3 separate regions of the Mus musculus genome follow, and regions 2 and 3 are each linked to region 1. The links are chromatin loops, found by intact Hi-C in ENCODE. Cell type or tissue: left cerebral cortex. All regions are shown on one strand.

Evidence for each region. A loop is a pair of places that touch in the nucleus more often than their neighbours do. Peaks named below come from ENCODE experiments on the same cell type or tissue, not always from the same donor. Only the 100,000 strongest peaks of a DNase experiment are listed, where the experiment ranks them.
Region 2: it touches region 1 in a loop (8-fold over the local background); 2 of 42 quality-filtered maps call a loop at or near these places.
Region 3: a loop joins it to region 1, with 2.3 times the contacts of the local background. A loop is called at or near these places in 2 of 42 quality-filtered maps.

What each region holds. Positions count from the first base shown.
Region 1 is chr6:126,779,275-126,787,274 of GRCm38, reverse strand. Gm20190 (a long non-coding RNA gene) reads right to left here. Exons shown (of 3, transcript XR_003956519.1): 3 at 1,403-2,269. Among named protein-coding and RNA genes, the nearest start is that of Gm20190, 13 kb to the right of the region's middle. In left cerebral cortex, a CTCF peak has its summit at 3,102; a DNase peak (open chromatin) is centred at 3,444; H3K27ac peaks cover 434 bases.
Region 2 is chr6:126,701,575-126,709,574 of GRCm38, reverse strand. It overlaps Kcna6 (potassium voltage-gated channel, shaker-related, subfamily, member 6), which reads left to right. Exons shown (of 2, transcript NM_013568.6): 2 at 868-1,246. Among named protein-coding and RNA genes, the nearest start is that of Gm33581, 11 kb to the left of the region's middle. In left cerebral cortex, CTCF peaks have their summits at 4,939 (motif pointing right), 5,886 and 7,181 (motif pointing right); DNase peaks (open chromatin) are centred at 4,437, 4,943, 5,847, 7,219 and 3 more places; H3K4me3 peaks cover 224 bases; H3K27ac peaks cover 3,170 bases.
Region 3 is chr6:126,560,069-126,568,068 of GRCm38, reverse strand. Gm33449 (a long non-coding RNA gene) reads left to right here. Exons shown (of 2, transcript XR_378038.3): 2 at 1-4,030. Among named protein-coding and RNA genes, the nearest start is that of Gm33320, 5.5 kb to the right of the region's middle. In left cerebral cortex, CTCF peaks have their summits at 4,035 (motif pointing left) and 6,178 (motif pointing right); DNase peaks (open chromatin) are centred at 542, 3,593, 4,012 and 7,843; H3K27ac peaks cover 3,027 bases.

The DNA of each region.
Region 1 (8,000 bases):
AGAAGGCGATTAGGTGGCTCCTGGAATATTGCCTAATGCTAGATTAATTTGAGTCGATTCTTTCTCTCTAGCCCTTTCCTATCTACATTATGCCCTAGAAGCAGAAACATTCAGATATGGAAATGGAATTTGATTAGATGCTCAATCCTACTACTCTATTTATTTTTTTAGGTACAACTTACAAATTGTGCTACCCAATCATGAGTCCTTCCAGTTAAAAAATGTTTCCCTAGGTCAAAAAACTAGCATACATTCTAGTCTTAAAGGTGAAAGAAACACAAAGAACATTTAAAAAACTAGTAGGCAGTACCCCCAAATAAACACACACACGCACACACACGTGCACATGCACACACACGCATGCACACACATATACTGAGAGCAAGAGAGAGAGAGAGAGGGAGAGAGGGGGAGGGGGAGGGGAAGGGGGGAGGGGGAGGGGGAGGGGGAGAGGGAGAGGGAGAGGGGGAGGGGGAGGGGGAGGGGGAGGGGGAGGGGGAGAGGGAGGGGGAGAGGGAGGAGAGTTCCAGATAAATATGTCAAGGAATCCAGCTGAGGTAAGGCTCACTGTCCCAATATGTCATATAGAAGCTGAGGGAATATTGAAAATAAGTCATTGAGTTTGTCTAAAAGGTCATCATAAGTTATGATAGCCAAGAGTTGTTGAGCATCTGCCACATGACTGAAATCAGACTGCACATGACCTAGAAGATTTTACTGTCAACTACTCCACTTATGAAGGAACTGAAGCACAAGGAAATAGTTTCCCCCAGATCCACAGCAGAGTAACTGTCTGGAATCAGGGCACAGGATCCTAACTACTGTGTGGCATCACCCTGTTGTCTGAGAATTAGATCCGTATGTATGTTAGGGACTGGATTCTGAAGGAGGGGAGCCACTGACTGATGGCTGAAAGGGATGCTGCAGTTAAGCTTTGGGTTAGGGATTTTTTATCTTCAAATATTGTGATATTTGTTTGGATATTGTGGCAGCTTGAATAAAAATATCTCCCATAGGCCCACAGGGAGTGGCACGATCAGGAGGCGTGGCCTTGGTGAGGAAGTGTGTCTTAGTTTCTTCCTGCTGCCTGCTGATTGGATGTAGAACTCTCAGCTCCTCTAGCACCATGTCTGCTTGCACACTGCCATGCTTCCTGCCACAATGATAATGGCCTAAATCGCTGAAACTGTAAGCCAGATCAATTAAATGTTTTCCTTTATAAGAGTAGCCACGGTCAGTGTCTCTTCAGAGCAATACAACTCCTTGACAGCTATATTTAAAAATAGTAGAAATGGCAGAGAAAGAGAGACAGAGACAGACACAGAGACACAGAGAAAAACAGACAGAGAGACAGAGACAGACAGAAAGAAACAGACAGAGACACAGAAAAAGACCGACAGAGAGACACAGAAAAAGACAGAACGACAGAGACACAGATAGAGAGACAGAGAATACAAAGGAACACAAAGTGTTAGACAGAATGTTCTTAGTACCAGTTATGGCTGGACAGAGCACAGAGGGACTGCTGATGGGTGAAAGAGAGACAGGGCAGCTCCCTTGAGGGTATCCTTGGGGCAGCATCTAGAGGAAGGTGGTAGCTATTCTGTGAAGATACAGGTGAAACAGAAGGGCGACCTGAACAGTCAGTTAAGTGCCTAGGAATGGAGATGACGTTGGGACAGAGTGCTCTGCTCTGCAGGTGCAGTAGGTAACCCTGAGAGACGGACGGGCTTCCTGGAAGCCAGGCTGCTGCAGGTGCTCTTTGAGCCTGACTGTGGTAGGTACATCTTACTATGGTCTGTGGGAGAAGGGAGCTTGGGGCAGCAGGATGGCATCCTAGAACCCAGAGGTAGTTCCCCATGACCTACACTGGATGGATTCCTTAAGAGGGTAGCAGCAGCAGCAGCATGTGTGTGTGTGTGTGTGTGTGTGTGTGTGTGTGTGTGTGTGTGTGTGTATGTAGTGTGTGGCCAGGATTGCTGGCTAGGCTACACAGTTGTGTTGTGAGTGAGTGCTGGTATCAGGGATGGGAAGAAGGGAAAGAGAAAAATCACCTGGCCAAGGCAGGCTTAGTGCTGGGAGAGGCTTGGTGCTAGGTGTGAAAGAGGAGAGGAAAGAAGGCCAGCAGCAAAGGTAGGGCCCAGAGGACAGATAGGACAGACAGACTGCAAGGTGTCCAGGTCCAGAGAGCAGATGGTCCAGACTGTGAGGTTTCCAGTTGCTTGCTGTGGCCAAAAGAAGGAAAGAGGAACTGAGCAGGGTGGAGAGGCTGCAGGAGAAAAAGAAGGATCAGTTTCTCCCTCCCTCCCTCCCTCCCTCCCTCCCTCCCTCCCTCCCTCCCTCCCTCCCTCCCTCCCTCCCTCCTCTCTCTCTCCTAGTTAGAAGACGAAGTGGGTACACCAAGCTGACTGAGACCCATCATATAACTTCCTTGTATCTAGCATAGAACACTCAAGGAACAGAGCCCTCAATTCCAGCCACATTACTTCTAAACCCATTTCAGGGACATAGAAATCAGACTTGAAGAGGTTATGAAAGTTGCTCAAGGTCCCGTGCTATGTATATGGGAAGCGAGGACTCCTCAGTTCTGCAGTAAAGCCCAACAGACAGTGATGGGGAAGGGTACCGCTCAGAAGGGCGAGGTAAATGGGCTGAGGTTTCTGTGTGGTTCTGATCTATTCCCCCCCCCCCACCACCTTTTGAAGACCAAGGGAACAATAAGGAAGAATGGCCCTGAAGGGTTTGTGGACTCAAGGGTGGAGAAGTTCAAAGGCAGGCACTTGGCAGAGGGAAGTGGGGGCCGTATGTAGCCATGATTTCCAGCTGAGTGCAGAGCTGGCCTTTGATCGCTGTGAGGCATTGTAGCTACAGATGACGAGTTTGTACATACAACAGGGCGGGCTAACTCTACTCTTTGCTTCTCTTTCTTCTCTGGGTGTGTACTGGGGAACCCTGCAATTTAAGTCTGACCTTCCTGTGGTGCTACAGGGAGGACTTGTCAACACCCTGCCTTTGTCTCTCCCATCCAGAGAAAATCCACACAACCGAATGGTGTCTGGAGATGAGGATGGACTGCTCAGCTCCCTAGAGGGTTGTGTTAGAGAATAGTACCCAACAAATATAGACCATACAGCACATAGGAAAAACGGGGCCACCAATAGCCAGTGAGCCCCACAGAACTTGGATTTGGTGTGTGCAGGAGGTAGTTCCTACAGCGGAAACAGCAACTAGACACACGGCTGCCCAGACAGGGAGAGGGTGAGTGGCAGGTGAGTGTTTGTGACGTCAGCATGCTTCACGGAGGGGAGGCTTGGGCACATGTCAGGGTGTCTGCTGGGAAGAACAGTGGAAACTCAGAAGCCTCGTCCCCAGCTTGCCTTGGAAGATCGTGATATGCATCAAGCTCCATTCTGGGAAACTTCTCGAAATAACCAGCATCATCTGGCTGTGCTGTGGAGACAGCACACAGGAGGAAAGTTTATCTCTGATTTCCGCCAACGCTGTTTAGCCTTCATTCCTGACAGCTACTATCACCACTGCCCCACACCTCCTCCAGACTGTCTGGGGCTGGGCCACGTGAGAGGCTGGATCCTCTTCATCCCAGAAGCTCCACAGCTACCCAGGTGGCCTCAATTCCCTCCCTGTCTGGACGGTCTCGAAAGAGGCAGCAGACATACAAGTGACATTCTCAAAGCCCAACACCTCATTCTTCCTGCAGGTGCCTTTGGATGGCCACCCTCTCCTATGGTGGAGTGGTCACATAGGTGGGAGAGTGGGGAGGATCCTGTGTGTGGGCTGTAGGTTCCTGGGGTCTGCTGCAGAATGGCCAATGATATAGTATCCTCAGATGCATGGAAAAAAACATTTGACTTCATTCCCAGTGGGGAACCAACTGGAGGTGCCCAAAGGTAACTTTCCAGTCAACTTGGTGAATGACAAATACTACACAGCACATTCTTGGGCAGGGAGGTGGGAAACAGGTCATTTCACACATCCCTGTCAGGGATGCAAGCTCATGCCAGCTCCCTGGTGGGCTAATTCGCACTATCTAAAAATAGTGTTATGTGTGTTTTCTCAATGTGCCAGGAATTCCACCTCTAGAAATTTATCTCCAAAATTAAGAAAATGGGCTGCCAGGATAGTTCAGAGGGTAAAGCTATTTACTGTTATGCCTGGCAACCTGAGTGTGATTCCAGGAAGGTGTGCAGTGGAAGGAGAGAACTGATCCCATCCATACATGCGTGCACTCGTGCACACACACACACACACACACACACACACACACACACACCATACACACACACACACACACACCACACACACACACCATACACACACACACACCACACACACACACCATACACACACACACACCATACACACACACACCATACACACACACACCATACACACACACACACACCACACACACACACACACACACCCTACACACATACACACACACACACACACACACACACACCACCCCCCCACACATATGCACACACACCACACACACACATACACAGACACACCCCCCCACACACATACCATACACACACACCACACACACACACACAGAGACACACACCACACACACACAGACACACACCATACACACACACACACACACACACCACGCACACACACACACAGAGACACACACCACACACACACAGACACACACCATACACACACACACACACACACACCACGCACACTGCACTAGATACAGCAGACAGACATGAGATGTGAAAACAAACAAATGGAAAAGAAAAAAATAAAAACACCCATGCACAAAGCAATCCTTTGAGTATTGATTCTAAGTGAAAAATATGGAGGTGAACTTGGTGCCTTAGCATTAGATCAGTCAGTCAGAAACATACACACAGGGCTGCCTGTACAGCCGTAATAGCCAGCAAGCGACATTTGTGTCTGATAGAAAGGGAAAAGCAGTGTGTTTTGTTTAGAGAAGAAGAAGGAGAAGAAGAGTAGGAGGAGGAGGAGGAAGAGGAGGAAGAGGAGGAGGAGGAGGAGGAGAAGGTGAAAGTTGTGTCTTGCAGCTATCTTTTGATAAATAAAGGGAATGCATACATGTAATGTTCATTTCTACACAAGAAAAACAAAACAAAACAAAAGCCTAAAGCTGGATGTGGAGGCTCTCCTAACTGTAATCCGGCACCTGAAAGGGTGAGGCAGAAGGATTGTGAGTTTGAAGCCAGTTTGAGCTATGCAACAAGATCTTGTATAAAAGAACAGGGAGGGGGAAAAAACCCAACTAAGTAAAGCTAAAGGAGAAAGTAACGAAATATAGTGTAGAAGTGAATTAGTTAATCTGCTTTGGTTCCCAGTGGGTCATGTGTGTGCTGCACCCACCCAAGAGCTCTGGATTCATGAATGAAAGACACACCAGCTAATTCTGTTATGCCTTGACCTTCTCAATGGCTGGGCACTTCTAAACTTCCCTTGGGCTGGCACATACTCCCCTCTGGTATTCCTGAGTTAACATCTTTTAAAATCTATATTTCATCTCTGCTACCCCAGACCCAACCAGAGGGATGGCCCTTAGGGCCACTTTCTCTGAATCTTACATGTCAGCAGGCCTTTAAATCTGTTCTTACTCCATTATGGTGATTATGTCTGTTCTTCCTCCTTGGTCCCTTGTCCTTGCAATCTAAAAGTCCCATCTGTCTCCTTGCCTAGCCATTGACTGTATGGCAATTCTTTATTACCAATCAGAGCCAGCTGGGGGCAGGGACCCTTAGCATCTGGAAGCACAGCTTTTGGGAGCCAAATTAAGACCAAGCATTAGAACTAATCCCCAACAATATGGTGGTAATGGCTGATGGCCGGAAATACAGTGTAAAGGACTCGGGTGTGAAAGAGGATGGAAGGAATATGTGCCCAGAGGCGACACTCTCCTAACTATACGTTGTCATGTAGCTTTGACATTTAGAGCAATGCTTCAAAATTAAATTTCCAAAATTAAATTACATAAAGTCAGAGTCAAAACCCTCAAATGGATAACAAAAAGTGAATCTCAATTTTCTAATTTATTGTTGTTTGTTTAACTTTACTAGTGTTTATGGGTCTGTGTGTGTCTGTGTGCATGTGTGTGTGTGTGTGTGTGTGTGTGTGTGTGTGTGTTTATGCCATGTATGCACACATGCACGCACAATACGTGTATGGTGGCCAGAAGACAACTCTGGGCGATGGTTCTCTCCTTCCACCCTTAGGTGGCTTTCTGGGATGGAAACTAAGGCTCATGTAGTAGTCTAGGCTGGCCTTAAACTTGTTATATAGCCAAGGTTGGCCTTAAACTACTGATCTTGCTTGAGCCTCCCGAGTACTAGAATTACAAGTGTGGACTGTAGTTAGATATAGTTTCTAACTGTGGAGTTAGTGCTCCTTGGGGGATATTGCTAACTTCTGGCTGGTGCTGGGACACATTCCTGTGATGCAGGTAACAAGTTGCTCAAGGAAGGATGAGAGGTCACAAATCACAGGGGCCAGACTGAAGGAGTCCCCACTGGCAATGTCAAGGACAGTTTGAGCACTAGAGCCAATCAAACATTAAAGTCCATTTCACAATAGACGGCACCACAGAATAAAGTGAAAACCCACAAAGTCGTTTTGGATTGATGCACGGGTGTGAAGGGAGTGAGCCTTTCACAGAGGTTGAAATTGTCTCAGGCAAGAATCATTATCAATGGGCAAAAACTAGTGAGTGCTAAGAAACAGGATACCATATGATGAAAAAGTAACTTCCCAGAAGATACACATTAACATCAGATGGGAAATACAGAGAAACCTGGCAAACCTTGACTAAGTAGCCAGTGCTCATACAACTAGTTGTTGGACAGGTAGATATCATACACCTTCTCAGCAGCAGGAACCCAGAAAACAGAGCCTCATCCTGGAATCTTGAGAAAATATTAATTAAACCACAATTGAGGGTGTTGTCTAAGGTAGTCTGCTCTGAATCCCACACTCAAGAGGCTGAAGGATTGAGTTGGAGGCCAGTTGGTGCTATATGTCGGTGTGACATGATAAGACCATGACTCAAGACAAGACAAGACAAGACAAGACAAGACAAGACAAGACAAGACAAGACAAGACAAAGCAAGAACTCCCAAACCCCACAAAGACTGGGGAACTGTCCGTCTTAAAATAGACTAAAGACACCATAATGCCCCCAGTGGCCCTAGGTAAGACCCTAGACTAAGGGCGTTCTCCCTTTGCCTAGAACAGCAGTGGGTGACTGGTGGCCTTTGAATGGGGCTTGTTGTTTAGATGGTAGTGCTGTGTCTATACACTTCCTGGTCTGAATGCGGCCCTTGCCTATAAAAGACAGAATCCTTGATTTTATGAAGTATTCACTGACTGTACTGGGGGGTGGTACATAATCTCTGAGGTTTTTATCTGTGGGGACAGACCATAGCTAGACTGGTAGGTAGATAGAGCTAAGGATGGTGAGGAAGACAAAGGTAATAAGACAGCGTGGATGGATGGTAAAGGCTGTACAAGAATTCTTTTTGCTCTCTTTGTGACTTTTCCCTATGCCCGAAATTGTTTCAAAATAAAAGGATTTTAACAAATTCAAACACAAATTACCCCATCTATGTAGGTAGCCATTCCTTCTCTGTGGTTTTGTTCAACCTATTTGGTTTCTTCAAGTCAAATGGTTCAAAAGCATTAGATGGAAAATTTTAGAAATAATTCACAATTTTAAGTAAATTGGCCTGAAAGCCATAATAATGATCTGCCTGCAATATGTGCTCAGGATGCCTTTCTTCTCGAAGAAGATGGCAATTAACACAGAGACCCACAAGTAGAGAGCAAGCAGAGAAAAGAAGACATTGGAGTGCTCTGCCCCAAGTGGGATGGCATCCCTCTTTACTGCTCAGAGAGAGGAGGGTGAAAGACTGCAAGAGACAGCAGTGGTGGAAGACTTCAAGGAAACAGAATTTCCTAGACATAACAGAGCAGACGCACACATG
Region 2 (8,000 bases), 78 kb after region 1:
GTTGTGTGTTGTGTGTGTGTGGGAGGGAGGGAGGGAGGGAGAGAGAGAGAGAGAGAGAGAGAGAGAGAGAGAGAGAGAGAGAGCGCACACAGATATGTGCTAAGGTCAGCGGACACTTACACGAGTCAGTTCTTTTCTCTCCACCATGGATCCCACTGATCAAACCTGGGTTATCAGCCTTGCATGGCAAGTGCTTTCTAGCTAACCTAGCCATGGTTAGCTCTAGATCAGATGGTTTTACATGTGCCTTGGTGGGCGATTGATGTAGGAACTTTGCTGGATCTGCTGACCTGTGGGGGTTGTAAGGGAAGCAAGGGACTGAGTTCGTGACGTGTAACCCAGTTTCCATCCCGAGGAAGCTGCACCCGGGCGCTTGGGTTACCTGGTTAGGGAATGCTTAGCTGCTGTTCAGGCTTCGATTAAGTATGAAGAAATGACCTCAGGCTGCCTGTGCTCATAACTATACAGTTATATAGCTATAACTGCACAGTTCTGGAGTCAAAGTACAAGATGGGAGACGGTTCAGGCAAACTGGAGAGTAGAGATCTGGTAGTCGTCCATATGACTACCAGAAATCATTTGTTTATTTATTTACTTGTTTAGTTTATTTATTTAATGGGCATCAGTGTTTTTATGCCTGTGAGAGGGCGTCAGAGCCCATGGAACTGGAATTACAGACAATTGTGAGCCACCGTGTGGATGCTGGGAATTGAACCCAGGTCCTCTGCAAGAGCAGCAGTGCTCTTAAAAGCGGAGCCATCTCTCCAGCCTCAAGAAGCCAATTTCTAATTTGCACGATGACATCTCCCTTGTTTCTGCCCTCATGACCCTAACTGAACTTCCCTCGTTCTCCTTCCTCCTTTGCAGGGTTGTGCTGCACGAGGCCACTCTGGAAAACCTATGCATCCAAAGAGTACCCGATCTTGAACTTCTCTGGAGGATGAGACCCCCGCCTCCCCACTGAATAACTCAGCCGGACAGCCCCTGGTGGCCTTCCACAAGCAGTGACTGAGACGGAAGGAAAAGGAAAAGGCTGAGATGGGGGGGGGGGCTCCTTGCCAGTGAACGATGGGATTCTGAGTGTTGGGGTGGGGCCAGAGGAGGAGAAGGAGAGTTGCTGGTCTGATCAAAGGAGAGGAGGTGTTAGGATGATCTGGGATCGGAAGAATTCCTGAGTGTGCTGCAGAGTCGCCCAGGCACTCGCTGGCTGAGGAAGAGTAACTAATAAATAAATGACAGTCTCAGAGGCCTTGTCTTCTGCTGTGTGACAACCCCAACAGCTAAGTCCAGCACTCAAGTCACAGGCCTTGATAGAGGCAGGCAGATACTGAGAGGCTGAAATGTTTGCTCAGTTTCCTAGCATTTGTCACCCCAGGTGCTGGCCATCCGTGGGCCACCAGGGAAGGCCTCCTTCAGCTTCATGCAGATTGCCACAGTGAGGGGATGTTTCCCAAGGAGACCAGAGAGGGAGCCCATTGCCTAGCATGATCTGCCTCTTGAGTCTACATGGAAGAGCAGATGCCAAGGTCAGAATTGTCTTTCAAGTGGCTTCCCAGGATCTCCTGAGATTATACATAGGGTTCTCTGGGCAGTGAGAGCGGTCTCTGTTTTCCTTATTTGGAACAGGCTTTCTCATCTAGCCCAGGCTGCCCTCGAACTCTCTATAGAGACAAAGTTGATCTTGAACTTATGATTTTCCCATATTGGGCTCTTCAATGCGGAAATTACAATGTGTATGTGTGTGTGTGTGTGTGTGTGTGTGTGCGTGCACTTGCACCACCATGCAAGCCCTTCTAGCAACTCTTGTTGCTGTCCTTGAAGCCCACAGTCAACTGCTTTTCCTCATGAGAGAAATGGTAATGTCACTTCTAGAAGTCCCCCAACAAACACTCCTATACAATTCTGGGGTCTCTTGAGAGGGCCATCCTCACCAGTAGCCACACACCCAAGTATTTGGGCCCTGTGGGTCTTAATTTACTTCCTGATCAGGTGCGGAGGGGGACAGGGTGAGTGCACGTGGTAGTCTTCCTTAATGTTAAAGTCCTCCTAGGCTTGTTTTCACATCGGGGCTGGTCACCCTACTCTATGGACTATATTCTGAGCCACAGCCTGCCTGGTACTCAGCAGGACACCCAGTGTGGAAGATGGATCAGTGTCAGAGAGAATGAGTGGAAAAGCATAGGTTCTCGCTGATAAATACAGCCAAAGAACGTACATTCAAACAATCAAGTGCTCATAAACTGTCGATTACAAGTGAAGATGGCTGTCAAACACCTCCAACACATGCCCGCAGAGACAGACACATCCCTTCAACAACCAGGCTTTTCTTCCTGCTATAAAATCCCAGTGGCTGACATCTCCTCTAAGGGTCTAACTCTCCACCTGAACCTAGCATTTGACCGTTTGTCCATTCGCTGTTTTCCATGCACCTGCTACATGTTGGGCATTTCTTTTCTCTAGTTGCCAGAGATTCACTAGTGAATAAGAGCAATAAGATTGGGCTCCGTGCAGGCAGGGAAGACGGGCACTTAGGAAAATGAACGAATAGATATTTGCACAGGAGCTGAGCTCATCTACTACACATAGGAATATGGAGAAAAGAGAGGCAGGAAAAGGCTGATCGAGCACGTGGTGCTGGACTAAAGTGCGAGAGGTTATCGGGTGAGCCGTGTCGATAACAGGAGAAGATAATGCACTCAGTGCACGTGCAGATGTAGGAGCTTGGTTGCTGTGTTGCAGGCACAGAGAGGAGTGCCTGGAGATCAGCAAGCCATCACCAGGGAAGTGAGAGCTGTGAGGCAGGAAGATGGGGCAGGCCAGTCAGGGACGTATAGGACTTCTTTTGTGCTCTGAGACAGTGGGAAGCCGTCCCTGCAGGATTTTGAGAAGTGATTGACTACATTTTAATTTTTATCAGACTTACCAGTGATGAGCCTGAACACATTAGAGGGCAGATGGTTTGATCTGGGCTGTTGCAGTGGAGCCAGTGAGACAAGGGCAGATCGCATCCTTAGGGAAAGCAGCGCCAACTCGAGAGGTCGGATGTAGGATGTGCGAGGATGGGCAGCAAGGATGATGCCAAGGCTGTGAGTTTGAGGTGATGTAGGGAAGGAAGGCAGTCCAGCCAGCATGCCAGCACGTGGGTCCCACTGTCTGGACTGCTGCTGAAGGACAGGCATGCACACGTAGTCAGAGTCGGGGGCTCTGATTGACTTCCTATCAGTGGAGTGGCTCCTGTTTCCTCCCCAGTGTTCAGAGCAGGTGCATCAGAGTCTGAGCACTTGACAGCTCCACCCCCTTTTCTCCAGAAAGCCAGTGGGAGGGGGGCAGCTGTTGTCACCATGCCCATCTGTCATCCTGACCCTAGACCTGAGATGGGATACATTTGAGTTCTCATGAGTCATTCCCTGTCTCTCACTCTCCTCCTCCACACAGCCTCCCTCTCAGCTCTTCACGCCTCTCCTCACGTTTCTCTCTCTTCTATCAGACTTACAGTCCGGTGAGCCTGCTTTTCAGCCAAGTGGTGGAACACACCCAAGAGAAGTAACCGGAGAGCCCCAGAAGCACTGTGGGTGCAGGGAGCTTATGCCAAGTCTGTGGTCATAGGACAGCATGGGTCATGCGCCATTGCGAGGGGTGATTTCTATCTGTTTCCAGGGCAGGTAAATGATGCAACAAGAGAGTCCTGGGTGACTTGAGAGGTTCCTGGGATGAGGTGAGATCTCAGTTCTGGTCATCCGATCAAGTTCCTAGTAGCTTTATCGTTTGGTAGAGGCAAAAAGCTGTAGGATGAGCATCTGAACACGTGGCACCAACTCTGCGTGACATGTACCAAGCCTCCTCATGTCCTCTCTCTGCCATGAGCCCACCTAAAAAATGGGCAACATGACCTGTGACCCCCCCCCCCAGTGTCTCTTCTTGATTCATAGCTCTGAGGCTTGGGCCACCAGGATGAGCTCATTTGCAGGCATAGACACACGATGGGAAACAGGCGCCGTCTCTTGCCTAGGGAGAGCCACACTGGTTCAGCTCTTGTTAAGATTCTGCATTTAGCAGCTGGCATTTATAATAACCAGATGACTTTGGTTAGCATTCAGATGCGGCTTTATAGACTGCTGATGACACAGGGCTTTTGTGATGATTAAAACGGGTTAGTATAAGTAGAGTGTTGACGACTCACTGGCTGTGAGCCTGTGTAAGGATCAGCCATCACCTTCACTCTCCTTGCTATGGGATGAGTCCTGTGGATGTTCTCTTCCTGCTTAGTATGAGATGCTCAGTCCCATCTTCATAATAGCCAACACCCCCGATGGCTGCTTCAGCCTGCTGCCTTTTCCTGTTCAGTCACAGAAGAAGACAGTTCTCTTTCAGCTTGACCTCAGAATAGAAAACCCATTCTGTTCTAGAGTGGAGTGTATGAAAGGCGGGAAAGGAGCCTTGATTGATCACTGTGGCGGCAAGGCGTGGTAAAGTTGGTGAACATGCTCGCAGTCAGACTCCCTGAACCCCTGGGAAGCTCTGTTACCTTGTTCTTTTGGCAAGCAATCAATTGTGAGTTCACCGAGAGTCAGTCACGGACACCCAGCATTTCAGAACACCACAGGGATGGAAGTTGAGCTGGTTGAATGCTCTCTAAACATCCTGGCAAATGGAAGGAAACTAGCCTCAGAGAGTAATGCCTCTGGCCTGTTCATAGCCGAGTGGTAATAACTCCTGGGTAGGGGCTCAGCCACCCTGCAACTCTGGGGGGCCTGCCACTTGATCGTAAGAACGGCCTCTGCTACCAAGGCATTCTGTGTTGGGTGTGAAGGGAAGGTGTGGTCTTTCCTCTGAAGACCAAATTCATTTCTTGCAGTGACAGCACCCAGCAGCAGGTGAGGTCCCTCTTCTACCTTTCTTCTCTTCAGATTTCTGTTAACAGTCCACTAGAGGGAGCTACAACCACTTTCTTTCCCAAATGCACAAAGCTGCTGCAGCCCCTGAGTTAGCCACTCCCGGGTCGGAAGGACCAACCAAAGCTGTCTTGTGCAAATCTATGCAGGGCCACAGCCTACATAGCCATTCAGCTGGGACTGTTAGACTCTCTCCTTGGCAGGGATGCATCCAAGCATCCCTGATGTACAGCTGCCCTGATGTTGCCCATGACTAGAGATAAATGGTTGACAGCTGCCCCAGGGGTGCTGTGTACTCTGTTAACATGGCTGCTCAGACATCCTGTGTGAATATGGAAGCAACCAGGTCACCAAAGGCTCCTTATTCCCCTGCCTGTGAAGCAGGTAGGTAGTTTCTGGAGCCCTTTCCTGTGGGTTGTTCTTAATCTCCTGGAAGGGCCAAGGGAACATCAGGAATCAGTATGACATTCCAGACTGAAGCCTGGTGGCCAGGGGACTTGGCTCCAGTTTGTTCTCTGTGGAGAACCAGGAACCAAGAGATGACAAAGCAAAAAAAAAAAAAAAAAAAAAATCAAGTGTCTCTTGGCAAAACAATCCACCAGTACAAACCTCAGTTGGTCATGTTTTACGGGCTCTAAACAGGCTAAGAAGCAAAGTCAGATCATTGAGAACTCCTGCCTGATAACTGGACCAGTCTTACAAGGGGTCTGAGAGAAAGGTCCCTCCAGGGCCAGTCTCTGAGTCATGGCCTCAGCTCCCCACTTTGTCAAGCAGGGATCTGCATCAGGTGTGCCCAGGTTCCATCTGATAATGGATGTGTGCTTGATCTCCCGAATCATAGCTCTCTGGTTGCCAGCCCCCTGCTTTCTGAAGTTTATAGAGGAGCACATTAAAAATGGCGGGTACAAAGGCATCTTCTCAAAACACCAACCTCTCATCCGCTGCCCTGTCTGGCTCCCTCTTCAGACATACTTACTCTTTGCAAGCTGGGGCCCCTTAATGAGCTTTGGGGTGGAGCCTGACATTCTAGGGCTCAGATCTTCACTCCTCTCAGATTCCAAGTGGTATGCTTCACAGGTACTCTCCAGTGGCCTCACCTCCATTCGAAGGTGTTTATAAATGATTGTTGTTTGGGTGTTTTTGAGACAAAGTCTCACTGTGCAGCACTGGCCGGCCTGAAACATGCTAGGTAGAGCAGGGTATCTGAAATTCACAGAGGTCTGCCTGTCTCTGCTTCCTGGGTGCTGAAATCAAAGGTGCGCATCATCACGGCCTCCCCTTGAAAAGTTTGAAACAGGGTCTAATGTATCCCATGTTAGCCTTAAACTCACGATGTCAAACAAGGATGGCCTTGATCTCCTCCTGATCTTTCTACCTCTGTCTTCTGAGTGCTGGGGTTGCATGCATGCACTACCATGCCCAGTTTATGCAGTGCTGGGGTTTTGTGCAGGCAGGCCTGGCAGCCTACCACCTGAGCTACATCCCCAGTTTCCATGATGGGTTCTGAAGAGCTGGATATCAGTAGGAGGAGCAGGGTGGGGGTGGGGAGCCAGGAGAAAGGGGTCTTATTCAAATTGATGCATGGCTTGTAATGATTGACTGAGGTAAGTACCTCCCATTTGTTTTGGTCAGCTCTGTAGTACTCACACAAGGTTTCTGAAAATTAAATAGGAACAAAACCCACTGTGGGTCACAGTCATCTAGAGGAGGCATTAAAATGCAAATTCCTACCTGAGCATGGAGGTATGTGCCTGTAATCCCAGCACACAGGAGGCTGAGGCAGGAGAACCGTAAGTTAAAGGACCGTCTGGGCTACAAAGCCGGATGTTAAGACAGACACAGTAGATTCCTGGGAAGAGATTTTGTTTTGTTTTGTTTGTTTTGTTTTTGTTTATTTTGAATCCACTGGGGCTACAGACCCGCACCACTACTCCAGGTTTAGGTGGTACTTGGGATAGAATTCAGGGATTTGTGAATGCTAGGTAAGCACTCTATCAAGTAACCTCAGCTGGGTCCAAGAATGAGCATATCTTTCCCAGGAAAAGGTCATTCTTTAGGTCAGGAGACTGATAATCTGTGCTATGAAACTTGGAACACAATGACGACCATATGTCACGTACATGCGTTTCAGGGACTTCTAAAATCAAAACCTGTGTATGGGCTTTTAAGCTTGTAGGCACCAGTCAGCCCCACAGATGAGCGAGTAGTTAGTCTCCAAGGCAACGGAGCCTGAACCATTGGTTAATTACCAGGATTGAGAGAAGGCTCCCAGGTGAGCGCTTGCGAGTTTTGGCCACTAGAGGGAGACAAGGTTATTGTTTTCCCGGCCAGAGCTGCGGAGAAGAGGAAAAGTACTGCGGCCCGCTGAGCAAAGCCTTTGAGAACACCGGCAACAAGGCTCACTGTTCCAGGGCTGCAGCACAGCACTGCAATCTGGATGTGCACAGATGCCATCAGGAACCTCGGGCCTGGCGAGGAGGGGAGGGGCTGTTTATTTCCCAAGTCACTTGGTTTCCCTTTCCGTTCCTCAAAGTGCCTTACATCAATTCTGTTATGCAATAGGTGCTTGTCTGCTGTTATGAGAAGAATTAAAGATGCTGTGCTGTTTTTGGCGGGGTAGGGGGTGGGGGAGAAAGTGGTATATGGGTGTGTGTGTGTCGGGGTCGGGGGAGTGAAGCTTGTGAGAGATGTCAGCGGAGCTGGACTGGCTGGCTCAGGACATTTCCTGCCCAGGTGTGTGGGAACATAAATCTGCAGCAGGACGGGTTAATTTGAGGTCTGGGTACATGTCCTTATGATGAGAGGAACCAGGGATTCTGTAGTAAAAAAGACTAAGTCAGACCTCGAGTTAAGAAGACAAAATGATCCAGACAGTGGTTTGCCTGCCTTGAGTTTGCAAAAGCTCATGGTCCACATTGTGCGCCCCTGTCCACATTGCGTGCCCCTGAGCGCATCTCTTCAGAGGATGCCCACACCTTGCACAGCACCAGGGCCAAAGGGGCAGATCCAGATGGTGTGACCAGGAACTGACGTGTCTCAGCCCTGTCTTCTCCACATGAGGTGATGTCAGGTATTCAACTCTTTCCTCGCCACAGGAGCATCAGGTAT
Region 3 (8,000 bases), 220 kb after region 1:
TTACTTGGTCATTGCCTCCCAACCTTCTGCAGTGGCTTGTCTGGGAGGGGGTTGGTTGTGGGAGATCTGCCAACAACAACAACAAAGAACTGTCATAGCAGGACACCCAGGGGCATTGCCTGGTGTTACCAATGAGATTCAGAGGAGGTTTGGCTTGCTTGGATCTCACAGAGAATCAGAGCCTCGGAACTATCATGCTTGCTATGTCCACGATCCTAAAGGTCAGGCCAGCTCTGACCCTAGGGACAGTCTGGGAGTGTATCCCAGCCCTCTACCTCTCTGACATGGAATGAGCCAGTGGAAGGATGGTTCCTCTCTCCCAACCTCCCATCATCCCAGGTCAGCCCTGGCCAGGTAAATGGCCAGGGCTCCTGTACGTAGTAGTCAGCTTCTTGTGTCTGTAACGAAACAGCCGAGGAAGGCTAACTTTATAAAGAAGAGAAGTTTATTTGACTCCCAGTTTTAGAGCTTTCAAAATCTGAAAAGCATGACACAGGCTCTGGTGAAGAGCGCATGGCAGATGGCGGGAGTATGAGGGGGAGGAAGGATCGCACCTCAGACAGAGTGCGATGGAGCTGGGCTTTTATAACAACCTTCCCACAACAACTAACCAGAGACCCACGAGAAACTTCTCAGTGCTTCTAAGGAAGGCACATCAGCATGGACCTGGAGGTCCTCTGCTAGAAACAGCCCCATTTTTGCATGTGTGCATTATGTGGCCTGTGTGCCTACATGTTTGCACGTATGCGAGTGAACACATGGATAATATGCATGCATGTGCAGGCCAGAGGGGATGCTGGGTATATCTTCCTTGATGGACCCCTATCTTATGTATTAAGGCAAGGTTTCTCACTTGAACCCAAAGCTTGCCCATACACATAGTCTAGATAGCCGGTCCTCTTCAGGGACGCCCCCCATCTGCCTCCAGAGTGCTGGGATTATTTACCCAGTGTCTCTGTGGGTGCTTAGGGTTTGGACTGTGATGCTCATGCTTGCTCAAAAGCACTTGTCCTATAGAGCTGTCTCTCTAGCCCCTAGATTCCTACCTCTCGGTGATGGTTTGTATGTGTTTGGCCCAGGGAGTGGCACTATTTGGAGGTGTGGCCTTGTTGGAATAGGTGTATCATTGTAGGCATGGGCTTTAATACCCTAGTCCTAGCTGCCCGGAAGCCAGTCTCCTCATATGAAGCCAGCCTTCAGATGAAGATGTAGAACTCTCAGCTCTGCTTGCACCATGCCTGCCTGGATGCTGCCGTGTTCTTGTCTTGATGATTATGGGCTGAACCTGTAAGCCAGCCACAGTTCAGTGCTGTTCTTATAAGAGTTGCCTTGGTCATGGTGTCTATTTACAACAGTAAACCTCTAAGACACTGTTAAAGGTGCCCCAGTCCTTCTCAACCCTGCCACCCTGCAGACCAAAGTCCCACCACACAATTCCCTGGACATCAAGTAACAGGTCTCCGCGCCTGTTTCTCTAAAGCACAGCTTCCCTTAGAGGGAGGCTTTGCAGATCAGCATCCCCTGGTCTCTGGTAGGGATGACGACAGAACTGTCAGGCTGGCGACCTTTGCCCTCCACTCTTATCTGGAAGAAAGGAAGTCCTGAGGGTGTCTTGGTATGCCGAGGCATGTAGGATGAGATTTTTTTTTTCCTTGTGCCTAGGTGCCTCCCCCTCCCCCTCGCACCCCATCAGAAATCACTTGGAACCTAATTTTGTAACTGAATTCACACTCTGAGAAAGCCTTTGAGGAGTCATCTTGCTTCCTCTACTCTGAGAAAACCCAGCCCCAGCTGATGACCAGACCCTCTGAAGACACAGAACACCGTGCTATCCGAGAGCCACAGTGGACTCTGGGGACCTCCTTTTTTCCTCTATCCCTGAGGCAGAGGCTATTGCCATCTTTGTCAGGGACAGGGGAGGGATGTCCCTGAGTTCTCCTTGCAGAAAGGAAAGGAGTGCCATGGACCGTCACACTGCAGCAAGCAAGGCCTGCATTTCTAGAGGCTTCAGAGAGCTCATTTTGAGAAAGGAGCAGGCATGCCTCTGTTTTCATCACCCAGATGACAAGGATTGGACACCTTTGATGTCCACTCCACCCCACCCCACACTCTTTCAAAATGCATTTGCTCACAATGTCAGGCCAGTGTTTCAGGAGAGAGGTGGGCACCTCAGTGCTCCTGCCCATCTGACCCATGGTAATGGCACACAGACATACTGCCTGCTCTCCCACCCTGTCCCTTCCTTTCTGTTCTGCAGAACCTATGTATGGACTTCTCATTATTTCAAGCAAGAGAACCTTGTGGAAACTTCCAGTGCCACAGAGGCGGGAGCATGAGCTTGCAAAGCCTTCTCTGCAGTCGCTGCCGCAGGGACAGCTCTGTTGGCCCAAGCTCAGGTCAGAACAGGCACCAGGGATGGAGAAGCTAGGTTCCCTGAGGGAGAAAGGCCAGTCAGTGCAGAGGAAATGGCTCTGTGGCAGGATAGAGTGGCCTTGCTCAGTGGGAGCCCCTAACCATATGACTAGGTACCTATTACCACTCTATCATCTGGGAACAAAAGCTGCTCCTGACTCTAGAGGCAGCGACCAAGAAGTGAGGGCTCTCTGGGTCTGTGACAAATTATGTCATTGTCCTTGACCTAACAGTGAAGTCACCTACCTCTCAGCCACTAAGTGGCAGAAACGTGCCTGACTAGGCCCTCCATTCTCAGGACATCTGACCTCTCTGCCACTTTGACCTTCACGAGAGCCCAGCTGCCTGCACTCACCCAGGCTATCTGCCGAGGTCCCTGTCCTTGGCCTCTGCTGAGCCCTGCCCCCTTCCACATCTGAATGAGCTAGGGTCTGAGGGATACCGCGCTGGAAGAGAGACCAGCCTGAAGCTTTTCCCTTTAGGTCTGAGTTAGTCCTCCCAAACCCTTGAAAGGGAGCAGCTGAGGGCATATTTTACTTCAGGCACACAGTCTAGTTTTCTTTATACCCACCCTTGTCATTTCTGGACAGTGGAGCAGCCAGAATTGAATCTCTAGGAGCTGGGAGAAAGGGTATAGAGGTGACTTCCAAAGAGCAATAGAGACTAGAACTCCCCGAGTGTGGCAGATTGCAGAGAGCTGGGTGACAGCATCGCCCTCCCCCTCTACCTCCACCTCCAGAGATGAGGTAAGGGGCCTTCCCAGATGCTAGCTCCTTCCATCCCATCTGAGGGAATGAAGGGCCTGAATGTGCTCAGGTCCCTGGTCAGATTAGAGATTGACTTCGAGCATTAAAAGAGGTAAGACGTTTGGCAGTCAGTGGTGTTTGTATGTTTCAACCTCCCCCGGTGTTCAACTGCCACCTCTAAGTCTCAGACTTCATGCCTTCCCAAATCCCTAGTCTCACGGTGGGCAGAAGCCAGACGGCCTGCCTGGGTTGCAATCCCAGCCCAGTCACATTCCAGTGGAGTGCCTATCAGCTGGTTAACTAGCCATTCTTATTCTCAGTCCCTTGACCTATAAATGCAGCATCACTGTGTTCATCGCCTGCCTTGAGATGCCTGAGGGACCAGCTGAAGTGAGACAAGGACACAGGCACCCAGGACAGTTCACTGGCCCAGCCAGACAACACATGCTACTAATCCACGCCTCAGCAGCTTCCTGGTTGGTTATCCTGCCTCCTTCTGTAGGAAGCAGCAACGTGTAGGAGCTGACTCAACACTACCTCTCCATTTTGGTGACATTGCTTGGAATCAAAACATGGAGAGGGCTTCAGTGCTTTGGTTAGGGGATCCCGCTGCCTCAACAACAGAATATGTAAGGCTCACTTCAGCGCCCAACACACTTAGGGTTAGGACCCAAGATGTCCATTTCATAACCCCACCCCACCCCTGCCCCATTTAGTACCTATGTAGCAGTCCCTGAGCTGGACGGATATTGGCAGAGCAATTTAACATTTCCCTCAGCCTGATGCCCAAGGTGCCTTTGCAGCTAGGGCGACAGAGCGGCTGGTGTTGCCTTGAAAATATGGGACACATCTGCCCCCTCGTGGCAGGGTCAGGAACGACGACAGCTACTTCCTGCTAGGCTTGGCAGCCTGGTGGCCAGACTTGAAGACTGACTTTGGGTCACCAAGGGTTGCAGATCCAAGCTGAGCCACAAGGTGGGGGCACACTCCAGGCCTTAGTCTTGAATTTCACCCACTTAATTATTTGCTTATTTTCTTTTCACTCAGCAAATATGGAGTGCCTACATGTGAGAGTATGGCTCCAAGCAGCAGGGATGTAGCTGTGGCTAAGAGAGCCACTTGACACCCACCTCTTCACTAAGATGTGAAATCTGGTGATTGCACACACAGAAGCACCTCCCAAAGAGCCGAGAACCAGGCAAGAGACCACAGGGTGATGTAGCTGCTCCTGTCTTGGGTTCTAGGAGTTAAAGAGGTAGCTGTACTCTCATTAGGCACCAAACACACATAAACTCAAAACGTCAGGCATTCTCCCCACACATTTGTTAGACCACCTATGATCAAGAGCAAAAAGGCTAGCAAGCATGGCTGAGGATCTGAGAAGGCAGAGGCCAGACACTGTTGGTGGGAACATGGATATGCTTGTGGATATGCAGTGTTTTGTTTTTAAAAACAAGTTAAAAACAGATCTACATTATCCCAGTCCAGGGTCATGCCTGTGTCCAAAGGAAATGAAGTTAGCATGTTGAAGAACCACTTGCCCAAGGTGTTCCTTTTAACTCTGTGCAGTGTAGCAAGACCTAGAATCATTATAGTGTCTATTGAAAAGGGTAAAGTGTGTGTGTGTGTGTGTGTGTGTGTGTGTGAGAGAGAGAGAGAGAGAGAGAGAGAGGTGGAGAGAGAGAGAGAAAGAGAGAGAGAGAAAGAGAGAGAGAGAGAGAGTCCATTTACATTGGATACCTAAAGTTTTCCTCCCATGTACAGAATGTGGAGCAGGCTGGAGGTGGGACTGGCAACAATATTTTAGTGAGTTCTGAGTGTGAAACAGGATGGAGAGGCCTGGTGGAGAGAGCAGAGATCATGGCTATAACGTGACTGTGAACTTTGATGTCCTAAGATATTCTTAGCATTATGACACATAAGCTAAGAGACAGAGATGTGAATTAGCTGGATGTAGTTATCGTCTCAAATACACAGAGACATCAAAGAGTCACCTTGGACACATGAAAAATAGACATCAAGAAATCTGGAACACTAAAAATGTCCTCTTGTTTTCCCATAAATGTACACAAACTAGCCTAAGTACACTGGAGTTATCATTCCATCCAGTGTGGTATTTGTTGTGTGCTCAAGCAGGGCTCCCCAACTTTTTTCTTTCCTTAGAGATACAGGGAGCTTCAACCATCATTAGCCAGGGTCTGATTCCTGGCTCCATACATATTCCGTTTTGATGTGGTGCCAATAATTAAACACCAGTGTAGGAAGCGATGGGGAAGACAGCGTGTTAGACAGTTGGAGCCCGCTTCCTCTACTTAGAACTCTTGTGACCTTGGTCATGACATTGAAAATCCCAGTTCAGCCTGTTTCCCTAAGGCCATGGTCCTGGAGCTCACGAGTCACAAGTGAACTGGAGCATGCGGCCCCTTGGGCTTTTTGTCGCCATGTGGGACTCTACCCCAGCCAAACTTGGTCTGGCTTCTTCAAAAGGTGGCTTAAAGATACATCTCCTTTCATCAAAAGAAGGAAATAAACTCTTAATAATGAGCCCGACACATCTCACTCAGATCCAGCTGTGTACCAGTGTCTTGATCATCTGTAGTTATATCACAGCCTGCATTTGCATGGCTTAGGAAGACAATAGCATGATGTTTCCCTTGTGTTCTGAGGCTGTATGGGGCTGTATGCAGGCAGGTGTTCTGTTTAATCTGATTGTTACTGGGGCTGGAATGTCCATGGTGGCATCTTCGCACACATGTCTGATCCTCTGCTGGGTGGTGGAACGAGCCAGAGGCTGGCCAGGCATTTCTCTCTTGTGGTGAATCCACTTAGGTCACTGGACCTTTCGTTTGGTGGCTCAAGGCTGCCAGAGATACATGAGGTCTGCAGTGGGCTGCACTCCAATATGTGTGTCCTTATGACATTCCAATTATGTCACGTTGGCTAAGGAAGGTCACATGACCTAACCCAAAGAGGGGTCTTTGTGGCAAGAAGCCTCAGAAAAGCAGGAATCGTGGGAAGTGTGCCACTGATTGCTGCCAGTAGGTGTCACCACGTTAACATGTGACAATAGCCAATTACAGGACTGATGTAAGGAGCCCCTCATAAAATGGTGTGGCTATATTCCCAACAGATTTAAGAGTCAGGATCTATTTTGTTAGGGCTGTCCTACCCAGATATAATTTTCATTTAGGAAATTCTAATGCTTTTCCCCCTAGTTTCATTTGTGTTGCTGTGATGATAAAAACCCTAACAAAAAGAAACTTTTGGGGAAGAGGGGTTTTGTTTTGTATTTGTTTTGTTTTGTTTTGTTTTAAGCTCATAATTCCAGGTTATAGTCCACCATTGCTGGTAGGTCACAGTGGCTACAGCCTGAAACAACTAGCCATACCGCATTCACACATGAGAGAAGAGAGAAGTGTATAGCTGCATATTTGTCCAGCCTTTGGTGACTCCCACCTTACACCATACTTTGAATCAAAGAAGGATTTTATTTTCATTCCACGAGATTTGTCCTCTCACAGAGTGTAATTCAGTGGCTGTTAGTGGAGCCACCGAGTAATGCGGCCATCATTACTAATTCTAGACTGTTCCCATTAGTTCCCCCAAAGAAACCTCATCCCATCTGCAGATGCCCCCATTTCCCTCTCTCTTCTCTTTCCTGTCTTAAGGTGACCACTGGTCAACTTTATGTCCCTCTGTTGAGAGTTATAAGCAGGCCTGCCATTTCTGGACACTTCCTCTAGTGGGGATCTTGTGATGCCTGGTCTTCTATGGCTGGCTTCCTTCATGTAGCATAATATTCAGGGTTCATCTGCATGGTAGCACATACCTTCATTCCTTTGCATGACTGAGTAGTGTTCCATAGCACACATACAGAACACTGTATTTATCCCAGCCTCTGTGCACACACTCAGGGAGAATTTTGGCACCGGTCAGAGCTGTGCTTGGAAGCTATAGACAATGGATATGATCAAGTCAGGATGATTTCTCAATCAAGAGACTAATGAGACAAAATTAGATTTTTAGTAAGTTGCTATGGCAAGCCTGTGACAATCAGGCCTGCAGGGAGACAGAGACAGGAACAAAAGAGGTCAGGCTACAGTAATTAGGACAGAAAGAGTAGAGAGACCTCTGTGCCAGGTGCAGCCTCCATCTCCCTATGGCTCCTCCCAGCTCCCCTTTCTCTTTGATTTCTCTGCCCTTTCTCCCTGTCTCCCTCTGACCTTTTGTCCCTCTCTGTTCCATGCCTCTCTTGGTTCTCTTCTATCTCTCTCACTTGTGTCCCCTTTCCTCTCTTCCAGTCTCTCTCTTTCACTCTTTCCTGCCCCTCTTCCTCCTTTTCTTTCTCCCCAGTCACTGGCCCCCCCCCTACTCCCCTGATACTCCCAAATTGAATTTTCCTTTCTTTCTACCCTCCTTTCTGCTTCTCTCTCATTTCCTCCCCCTCCCTGCCTATTTCCTTCTCTCCCTTTCTCTCTCCTGTGGCCCTCTCTCTTTCCCCCTTCCTTTCATAAAGCCTGGAAGCAGCTCATCTCAGGCAGGAGGCCAGAGTGCTTTCAGCCCTGTCTCCTGTTTCCTTCTGCATTGCTGTTGAGGATCAGCCGGTCACGCTCCTTCCTGGAATGTGTGTGATGATAATTGCCTCTTGCACAATTATCTGCCAAGCTCTGTCGGTAATGAAATGAATGATTTAGTTATCCTTGTTAGGAATAGCCCACAATGCTCAGAAACTCGTTATTGCAGCCACGAAGCTGGCAGGAATGCCCTCGGAGGCACCTGCGAGCGGCTTTTACAATTAGCTCTCTCTTCTCTGCCAGAGACCACAGCCCCATCCAGCCCCCA